3 separate regions of the Homo sapiens genome follow, and all the other regions are linked to region 3. The links are chromatin contacts, found by Hi-C in ENCODE. All regions are on one chromosome and are shown on one strand. Each heading gives the region's core, a stretch centred on a gene start or an enhancer-like site at or near the end of the contact. The rest is flanking DNA. Distances are from core to core; before and after follow the strand shown.

Evidence for each region. Hi-C counts contacts between places; a loop is a spot of excess contacts on that map. Pooled maps may share reads with other maps.
Region 1: a map of left ventricle myocardium inferior shows a loop between it and region 3 (2.2-fold over the local background). The contact joins two enhancer-like sites. A Hi-C loop is called at or near these places in 1 of 168 maps with a recorded cell type or tissue (left ventricle myocardium inferior), 2 of 37 single-sample maps with no recorded cell type and 6 of 50 pooled maps.
Region 2: a loop to region 3 is called in a map of IMR-90, with 2.6 times the contacts of the local background. The contact joins two enhancer-like sites. A Hi-C loop is called at or near these places in 2 of 168 maps with a recorded cell type or tissue (IMR-90 and naive thymus-derived CD4-positive, alpha-beta T cell) and 2 of 37 single-sample maps with no recorded cell type.

Annotation. Positions count from the first base shown.
Region 1 is chr13:32,116,178-32,119,500 of GRCh38, reverse strand. It overlaps FRY (FRY microtubule binding protein), which reads right to left. Exons shown (of 61, transcript NM_023037.3): 4 at 2,028-2,167. Among named protein-coding and RNA genes, the nearest start is that of FRY, 86 kb to the right of the region's middle. Within about 2 kb of position 1,585, at least 14 of the 41 ENCODE cell types and tissues checked have a DNase peak (open chromatin) inside an H3K27ac peak, as active enhancers do; they include left ventricle myocardium inferior, where a contact is called at or near this core.
Region 2 is chr13:32,132,625-32,136,249 of GRCh38, reverse strand. FRY (FRY microtubule binding protein) reads right to left here. Exons shown (of 61, transcript NM_023037.3): 9 at 1,254-1,346; 10 at 1,067-1,165. Among named protein-coding and RNA genes, the nearest start is that of FRY, 100 kb to the right of the region's middle. Within about 2 kb of position 1,654, at least 3 of the 41 ENCODE cell types and tissues checked have a DNase peak (open chromatin) inside an H3K27ac peak, as active enhancers do.
Region 3 is chr13:31,908,172-31,911,736 of GRCh38, reverse strand. It overlaps the pseudogene EEF1DP3. Among named protein-coding and RNA genes, the nearest start is that of FRY-AS1, 120 kb to the left of the region's middle. Within about 2 kb of position 1,321, at least 4 of the 41 ENCODE cell types and tissues checked have a DNase peak (open chromatin) inside an H3K27ac peak, as active enhancers do; they include left ventricle myocardium inferior, where a contact is called at or near this core.

The DNA of each region.
Region 1 (3,323 bases), core at 336-2,835, 210 kb before region 3:
TTGATTCTATTTTATTTAATAAGCCAAATTATGTTTTCAAATCAAAGTAAGACATATACATTTCTAATAATGAATTCAACTTTATTGCTGGTTTGCAGTCTAACTGCCAGGAGCCAGAGACATTTGACAGATTTATTTGGCAGTCCAAATGCTGATACTGTACTAATCTCAGAAATCACAACCCAATGTGCATCCCTGACATCTATTTTCAGTAGTTTATGCTCCTCCTTAAAGTCCCCCCAACCTTTTTTTCCTAGTAGCAGAAACTCACATTTAGCTACACCATACCCTAGAGAGCTTCATTCATTTGGCTGTTTTCTAAGCACATTTTCTCTCTTATTTTAAAAATTCAAGCATTAACTAAAATGCTACTAAGTCAAATTTTACTGTCCTGATTCTTTATCTGATCTCAGTACTTACTCTGATCTCCTGAAAATAATCAGTAACACAATTTTAAAAACTATAATTTTTAATCCATAAAGAAATCAATTCATGAAAAATCTAATTTCAGCAACTAAATTCTGACAAAACAGAGGAACAAAACTAAAACTCAATTCAACTCACTAAAAACTGTCCCACTCCCTGCCCCTGGGAAGGTTTAATATCTGTTCATAAGACAACATGTAATATGGAAAAAATAATAAAATGATCCTTTTAATTTCTTAATCACATGGTCTGAACCATTTTTCAGATAAACAATTTAAATTCTATTTTTAAAACCTGATAAATTAAAAAAATATTCATGAGGAGAGGCTGCTAATGGGTACAGGATTTGGGGGTGATAAAAATGTTCTGAAATTAGAGTGGTAATGGTTGTACAACCCTGTAAATATACTAAAAACATTGAATTATATACTTTAAAAGGGTGAATTTTATGGCATCTGAGTTATATCTAAAAATTCTAAAAATTTCCTTCTTCACTAAAAAAAATTCAATACGAAAAAGTTATTAATCTCTCTCCCAAACAAAATTATATGATTAAATCTTGCATAAATTCAAGCACATTATAAAAGCAGATTACAAATTTTGTTGAAGTGTAACATGGTAATGTTACAATTCTTCTATTTCAAAAGAAGTCTTTTGAAACAGTATTAGGACTTTCAAGAAAAATGAGAGAAATAAATCATTCACAAAAAGTAGTTAATGTCTGATTTTCTGGTTGATTAATTTCAGTTTACAGACTTTAAAAGTATTTTTTTAATTGGAATAATCCATTCATGTGGAGAAATCTAACTACTTTTTAAAATAATCTTTTATTTTTTTTAAAAAAGGTAAGTGTATTAATCTTTCTTATATTCACTGCCTTGCTATAGGTTGACTAAACATATGAAATTATATGTGCTTACCTAAAATTTGGGGAGGACACACATTAATGAGAATCTTAAGTTTTACAGATGCTGATATGCTCCTGGAGCAGCAAGTTCCATTTTTCAAACCCACAGGAAGAAGGGAACAGAGAATAAATAAACAAAATACTCAGCTGGAAGGAGGAGTTGGAGATGGTGTCACCTAACTTCCTTGTTTTGCTCACAAGGAGGCTGAGGTACAGAGAGGCGGGGAGCTGCCCAAAGTCACATGGCTAAATAGTGGCAGCGCCAGGACTACCACTAACGTCCAGTCCAGCGTCCTTCCCACTACAGTACACTGAGCACTCAAGGTTACTGGAACGAGGACTAAAATATCTTGGCATGTCACGCAAGGCCTGAAGTCAGCATTCTGCTTTGGGTGTAGACTCAGTGGGAGAGGGCAGAGGAAAGAAGCTGGCAAGAAAGTGACCTGTGGCCCTTCACACCTGTCTCCACCAAAGTTGAAATAAAGCTGTGTATGAATTTTCAACCCGTGACGGCTGGCAGTGACTCGGTGCTCCAAATGGGTTACCTGCTACAGACACAGGGCCCCTGCAGCACCTGCTAGGCATCCTTGTGAAGAGTCAGGAAGACCCAATTGCCTTGTAACTCTAATTTTGATTTATGTTTCCTGAAAACAAAACAAAATAAAACCATGATCCTTACACAAAAGAAATGTACCTTTTTGATTTATTGCTTGTTCTTGGTCTGTATTCATGTGATTCATCCTCAATGCCATTTTGCCTTTTATACCAGTCAAATAATGTACGTAGAATGGAAGGCAGGCAGTACTCAGAAAGGGAGCTCATTGAGCTGATGACCTATGGAGGAAAATGCAGGTGATTAGAACACTGGTAGCACTGCCAATTACTGAGAAACTTTTTATTTCACAAGTAACCCCAAGCACTACTCACTAAAATATTTTCTTCCGTATCACAGTCCTTTCTTTCATAATCTTTATTAGTACATTCCCAAGAGCCTGTCTCTTAATGGTGACAAATGTTCCCCATATAAGAATAATTTTGTAGTTCAAGAAAGTTAATTACTTTGACTCCCTTTCATTCTAGAAATCAGATGTTAATTGCATACAGGTTATTCATGGAACTGCAAAGATATTATGTTCCCACGTTCATCTGCCTAAAGTAGATGAATGCTTCTTCCGTCCTAAAAATGTTTGTTGTATAAATATATGAATACAGTTACATTAATAATTTACATGATATAAACAAATCTGCCCCCATCACCAAATAACCTAAGTGGTAATAATAATGTATGGTTTTGGACAATAATTATTCATTCATTAATTTGAAGTATGCCCCAAATTAGACTCAAAATATAAATGGGCAGCAATAATTTACCCCCTGTTACATTAAAGGCAAACTTCTCCCTTTTTCTTTAAAGAACAAATGTGCCTTTGGTAGAATTGTTATTCTAATTTCCTTATCTGGAAAGAGTCCTGATTTTTTAACTGATTACTATAAAAAAACACTTCAATCCATATCTCATTACTCTATGCAAAAGTTTCCACAAAATGCCTCATAAATTTAAGTATAAAACCTAAAAATATAAAACTCCAAGAAAACATAGGATAAAACCTTTGTGACTTTGTATTAGGCAAGGATTTCTTAGGTACGGCCCCATAAGCAAAGTCTATGATAAAATTTCATATAATGAAACTCTTCAAAACCAAAAACTTCTGCTTTTAGAAGAATTCAGTTAAGATCGTGATAAGGGACAAACCACAGAGTGGGAGAAAATATTTGCGAAACACATGTCTGACTAAGGCCTTGTCTCCAGAATATGTAAAACTACAATGAAATGGGTTTTAACTAGCTAATCAACAAACTGTATAAGCAAATTATAACGCCCAGAGTTGATGAGCAGTGATAAAGTGGATATATTCATATACCGCTGATAGAAAAAAACAGGCATAACATCTCTGGAAATACATATCAAGAACCTAATAAAAATCATTCC
Region 2 (3,625 bases), core at 405-2,904, 220 kb before region 3:
TGAGAAGACAGCAAAGGTAATGAACAGCCACCGAAAAAAATCATACATGCAGAACCCATCACCATTTTGCTAAGCCAGATGTAATAGACCTTTATGATTCCCTCTTAATCAAGGGCCATGAAATAAAAATGTAACTGGCTCATCTGTTAACTTGAATTAACAAGAAACAACTGCCCACAATGCTTAACAGTTCATTAGTCGTTTTTTTTTAAATTAACTTAGTTTTAAAGGGACTTGGAACTACTGCTACCATTGAGTGCAGCTCTAATGCTAGTCAGTAATCTAAAAAATATGCATGCAGTTAGTCACAATGACCACAGAATGTAGACGAATGAGCAAATTTGTCACCACTACCAGCAAAGCAACCCTAAGTACCTGCTCAAATCATGGTAGGGATGCTCATCCTTTGGAGACTAGCATAAACCATGCCAGTAACCAGATCCCTAAACAACTTGCTTCCTCCTGACTTTCACATTACAGCTGTTACATCACTCGCCGATTCATAAACCAAAGCTTTATTCACCATAGCGGGTAAAAGGTGGTGGTAACCTAAAAGATTTTCTATACTGCTCTTCAGTACCGAAACCTTCCCAAGAATTATTTTCCCAGCCTTCAGATAATCCTTCCTATGGGCAACTGTCTATTTCCCAACTCCTTTTCCTGCCTGTTTCCATTTTGATCCTAGCATCCAGATAGAAATTTGCCAGGGCAGGCTCCTGGGGATTGAGAAGAGAAACTGTTATTATAAACTTTAGCCTTCAGATTGGAAAAAAGTTCTCAGAAATTAAAATAAAAATCAAGTTAAGCCAATCTTGAAAGTAAATAACAGACTCCTTAGGACCAGAGGGTCATCTGAGGTGATGCGGTCTAATCCCCCTACATGAATATCATTCAATCATGGTCAATACAAAAAGCCAGCTTCAGTTTCAAATGCTGCCTCTTTTTGAGGGAGCTTTAGGTACTTTTCCTATCTGTGGAGTCCTTAGGATCCTCAAACAGATTCCTGTCTAGGAATTTTAGTCTGTGCAGTTTTGTTTGTGTTTTCGATTTTCTCATAGTTACTAACCAAGGAATGCTTCTTTCGAGAAGAAAGTTCCAGCGTGGTGTCATACAGGCTTTCCACAAAATTTCTAAGGCAGGGAACATTTACTTCATTTTTAACAGCCTGAAATAGAGATGCATGTGAATATTATATTAATAAAATTGTTGATTTTGTGATACAATTTGAAGGAGTTTTTAGAAATGAAACTCACAGCAGCAACTGGAACAAGTATTTCAACAAAAAGCCCAGCCAAGGCATGCTTGATATCTTTGTCTTTGACCTCGAGGAAGTAATGTGCACATTCCTGGGAAGCAGAAAAAGAGTATAGGGAGGGAGAGTAGGTTGAAATGTACACATAGAATGTATTTAAACAAGTTTCAGTAAGTAGCTCTTAATTCAATCATGTATCAACAGAGCATATTCCATAGTCTATTAAAAATCACTGGATTCAAACATTTGTATTGAAATTTGTATGTTTGCAATGGCCTCAATGACATTCTGCAAGGCTGGTTTTTTCACTCTTATATTTCAATTCACTATTCTAAAAGGACAAAGCATCTCTAACCAGCAAGCACACGTGTATCCACTGAGTCACTGGTTGATTCATTCAGTCATTCACTTCCAATACATTTCTATTTATTACTTAGTGTGTGTGTTAGGCCCTGGGCTCCTAGTTAGCCCACAAACACAGATCCCCAGGGAAGGTAAACATGGGAAGAGAGGCAGAAGACATCGAACTTATTTTAGGCCCTATGCCTGACAGCCTCAGGCACAGAGCTGTTTACTTGTTCGCTCTGACATTTTAGGTGTGTTTATTATTCACCTAGTTTCATAAGCAAGTCAGGAACGTTTCCCTCTCCCACCTCAACAAGGAAACCTTTAGAAGGGTTCCTTAAGAAAGGACACTACTGCCAGTGGACTGTTGTCATATGTAAGGGTGTTCTTGGTTGCTCAATGACTCATTCTGTAGGAAAGTTGGCCTGCCAACATTTTTTTTTTAAACAAAATGTCAACTTTTTTAAAAGGAAAGTTGGCAGAATTCTGCCCACCTCTCTCTCCTTCCTGGCCTTATTGGTAGTAACTTATTGTGGTCTATATCAGGTATTGTTTTCATTCAAGAGTCCAGGGCAGCCAGATGCCATGGCTCATGCCTGTAATCCTGACACTTTGGGAGGCCAAGGCAGGCAGATCGTTTGAGCCCAGAATTCCAGACCAGCCTGGGTGACATGGCCAAACCCTGTCTCTACAAAAAAATACAAAAATTAGTTGGGCATGATGGCGGCACCCGTAGTCCCAGCTACTTGGGAGGCTGAGGTGGGAGGATCACTTGTGCCTGGGAGGCAGAGGTTGCAGTGAATCAAGATCATGCCACTGCACTCCAGCCTGGGTGACAGAGTGAGACCCCTGTCTCAAATTCAAAAAAAAAAAAAAAAAAAAAAGAAAGAAAGAAAGAAAGAAAAGAAAGAGTCCAAGGCTAAATATAATAACATGTTAATATCTACACTGGCTATTTCCCTTTATTTTCTGTTGCCATTGGGAAGATTGCCAAAAACAATCCCTAAAGTCCTCATTCTATCAATATCATATTAAGACCTCAGCTCAAGATAGGCAACACCAGTACGGGAAGTCACTGAAACAGCTTTCCTATACAGATGAGCTCTATAGTTCCCAGAATAGTCATTCTTTTGCTACATTATTTTGCATAAGTATGTAATACTCTCTCAAGTCTTAATTCATGTATATAGATAAAGGAATTATTAATATGAGAGTGGGATAAATAATAAAATATTTAACAGTTACTGAGTGTTTGTCATGTGCTAAGAATCCTCAGAACCACTCTCTAAGGTTAGTGTCATTATCATCACCTTGCAGATAAGGGAAGTGAGGATGGGAGGGGTTAAGTGTGACTGGTCAGGTCACAGAGCTGGTAAATGCCAGAGCTTGAATTCAAACCCGAGAAGTTTGATACATAGTCCCCCCAATATATAATAGTTTTATTGTGACATAATTTATGTAGTATGCAATTCACCCATTTAACATATACAATTCATTGACTTTTAGTATAATCACAGTTGTGCATCTGTCACTACTGTCAAATTTAGAACCTTTTAATGACACCCAAAGGAAACTCTACCCCTCAGCAGCCATCTGCAACCTCCCTATCCACTCCCCATCCCCAGCCCTAGATAACTGTTAGTCTACTTTCTGTCTCTATGGATTTGCCTATTCTGGACATTCCATATAAACAGAATAATATAATACATGGCCTTTTGTGTATGGTTTCATTCACTTAGTGTAACATTTTCAAAGTTCACCCATGTTGTGGCATGTATCAGCTTCACTACTTTTTATGGCCAAATAATATTCCATTATAGGGATATATCACATTTTATCTATCCATTCATCATTTTATAGACATTTGGGTTGTTTCCACTTTTTGGCAACTATGAATAATGCTGCTATGAACATTTGTGTTCAAGTTTTTGTGTGGACATATATTTTCATTTCTCTTGTGCATATACCTAGGAGTGGAATTGCTGGATCATACGGTAATTCTAGGTTTTGCTATTTGAGGAACTGCCA
Region 3 (3,565 bases), core at 72-2,571:
GTGTACAGGGCACAGCATCGAAAGATCTGTGGCATCCACCTGGATGCAGCGCTGTGAGAAGGCTGAGGACTTGAACCCTCGCTCTCCCTGAGGCCGCCCAGCCATAGCACTGGACATTACAGCAGCACTCTCATCTGGCTGGACCAGAGCTGGGAAAGGCTGGAACAAATACTGGTCATATTGGGGATGAGGAATGATTTCCCCTCTGAAAGGCTGTTTTTGTTTTTGTTTTCTGGTAAAAGAACACAAAGAAAACAACCAGAAAACCCAAACCAATACACACCACAACATGAAAGACAAAGAAATAACATAAAAACAATGCCCTTTACAATGCGAGATGGGACCTCCCTGTGGAAAGATGAAAAGCAGATGCTTGATATATTGCTGCACATGCATTTGTGTCATCTCTCCCTTTCTGGCCATGGTTATTCTGCTATAATTTGTTTTCTGCTGAATTAGATCCTACCCCATCCTTCAAGCTCAGCTAGTTCCTTCCATTTCGCCAGTCTCCCCTAACCCTTCAGTCACATAGCATCCCCATCCTTTAAACACATAGTATTTTATCTGATACACATTTGCAAATTTCATGTCTGGTATGTGTGATTTATATCTTAGATTACGTAAGTTGTCTTGTGAATTTTTTGTGGTTTTGGGGTTTGATTTTTTGTTTTGAGACAGGGTCTCGCTCTGTCACCCAGGCTGGAGTCTAGCGGCACGATCACTGCTCACTATAGCCTTGAACACATGAACTCAGGCAATCCTCCTGCCTTAGCCTCCCAAGTAGCTAGGACTACAGGCACACACCACCACACCTGGCTGCTTTTAAAATTTTTGTGGAGACAGGGTCCTGTTATGTTGCTTAGGCTGCTCTTGAATTCCTGGCCTCAAGGAACCCTCTTACCTCCTGAAGTGCTGGGATTACAGGCATGAGCCACCACACCCAGCATGTGAATATTTGGTCACTAAGAGCAATTTTAGGCACATACATATTAAGCATTCTATACACACTTTTCAGTAAATTATGTTGAACAAAAATACCTCTGATTTTTAAGACAGCTTAACACTAGAAAATAAACCTTCTAGCTACACTAAAATGGTTGCTTATTATTAATAAATGCCAATTTAATTTTCTAACTTTTTTCAGCACTTCAAATTTTTGCAGCACTGCCACTTTATCCTGATACATTCATATGTTTTATTTTAAATTCAACAGTAGACAAATACTGATCAAATGCCCAAATTCTGTGGTTCTAAAAGTTTAGAAATAATTCACTTCCTCTATTATTCATTTCTAGCAGACTAGAACTACTAAACATTTTAACACACGTGACTGTCTCTTGGGAGAGGACAAAGTCACAATCTAAGAATAATAATGTGTTTTCCTTAAAAAAAAAAAGTCTAAGAGGAGGACTATTGTTAGAATTTCTTTTCTAAAATTCAGCATGGGAATAAAAGACCTGCTTTTGAGAAGATGCTGACTGTAATGATAAATAATAATAAATGTTTGACTCAAATCATAAAGCTATATCGTATAACTTCAAATAAATGTCTTCAAGACAAGGTAGTGTATTATTTTAAAAGCTTTAATTTTTTAATAGCAAAGCTAAGAGAAAAGCAGAGGCACATTATAACATTACTCTAGCGCCCTCTGGTGTCCCACGTGCAGCACACCTTTTTTAGTTCATCATTTGCTGTTTCTATAGCTATTTGCAAAGGAGCATTTTGGGAAACGACTAATGTGTCTGGAGAGGAATGCCTCATTAAAGAAAACCAAATATGTGAATCATACAACATCTTACAACCAAATGATTTGCTAATTATGCCCATACATACTGTTTACCTCACTCTGGGGAGCTGGAGTTGGCATTACGCTTATTAAAGCCACACAGGTAAGCGGAGTTGATTAAACATGAGGGCTTGAAAAGGAAATATCTGTAATACTAGCCAATGTTTGCTTCGTAGAAAATTTCCATGGGAAGCTACAGGTGATGTGATAAAAGCTGGATGTTTAGTGGATACCTATCATTATTAAACCTGTTTTGGTTTAAAAACATTGCAAAATTTAGATGAGTGAAAATTAATTGTCACAAGTGATGTTAGTCTTTGTGGGTCAGAAATGCAAATATGCCCCTTTAAAACGCACACACTTAAAACTGACTCCATATTGAAAAGTCAACTTAACCTGAAATATTAAAATAATAACTGCAACTTGTAAATATTATAAAACAAAGGATAAGAGCATGTAAATTATAAGTAGGCATAAAGGAAAAACAAAAACCCAAATAACTCCACTCTAATATGAGTACCAATCTCTGAAAGAAATATACCCAAATGTTAACAGAGTTTGTATTAAAGTAATAGAATTGTGTCTAACTTTTTACTTATGCTAACTTCACCTATTTCCTTTTGATTCTCTCTTCATCATCTAACCCCAAATCCCAAGTGCTAGAAGCAGCTGTCCTCATTTCTGGCTACTGTTGTCCTGTCTTTTTCATTGTCACAGCTGAGAAATTGACAATTTATGTAATCCAGTTCATCTGCTTAGCAACAGGAAGGGTGGGGCTCAAAACAGAGGAAAACTACCCAGTAGCATTTGCAATTGTGAAATGAGAAAGGAAGAATGGGGAATTGGCTAAAGGTCATGTAAGTTATCTCTGAGGGGCTGAAAAAAGAGATCAAACTATTTTCAATTCTAAATCTCAAAAGGATAAGTCAGAAGAAATGTTCTATATTCTTCTTAGACCTCTATAATTACAGTCTTAAGATTGCCACGTGATTGAAATGCCATAAATAGTGCTTCACTGACAAATAAATACAAAGTTATTTGCTCCTGAATCTCTAAATGTGTCAATTTTGGGCTTGGCCTCCGAAATTGCCTTAGGGAAACAGTGTATCTTAGCTGAGAGTCAGATAATCCCATGCAAATAGGAGTTTCAGCCAGGTGAGAACCCATAATACAGCTACTCTGAGCACGAATCGCACTCCTTGTCCTGCTGTACTTCCCATTTTATCTTGCATCAGTAAAAAGGAGGAAAGAATGGGAAAAGAACTGGAGTATCACTGGAGCAGTTCTTAGTACTCCAAGCTTTCCATCTTTGTCAGAACCTACTTAGAGTTTGGGCTACAGTCTCATCGCATGAATGAGGACCCAGCAGTGGTAAGAGCATAAGGGTCATGTCACCAAGTTGCATTAAACTGCCATGTATCTCATCAGAAATTTATCAGATTTACAGTGCCATCATGTCTCTTCTTTATGGCGGGCTTGATCACAAATTCAGAAGAAAGGAGTTTCACTGAAACGAATCGGCCAAATGATGTGTTTCAGTTTTATTTTCTCGGTTAGTCCTTAGAAATTTGGCTAAATCAGCCAAGACCTCACCATAAAATAAAAGAGAAAATGTCGCTTATTTCCCATTTAACAGATTTTCCTGCTGCTTAAATTGGTTTATTCATTTGTTCAAAATGTGTTTTTTGAGCACCTACTACGTGCAGTGTTCCAAGCACTGAGGTTATTGTGGTGAATAAGACCACAGGACCCCTGCTCTCATAAGCTGATAATATGATT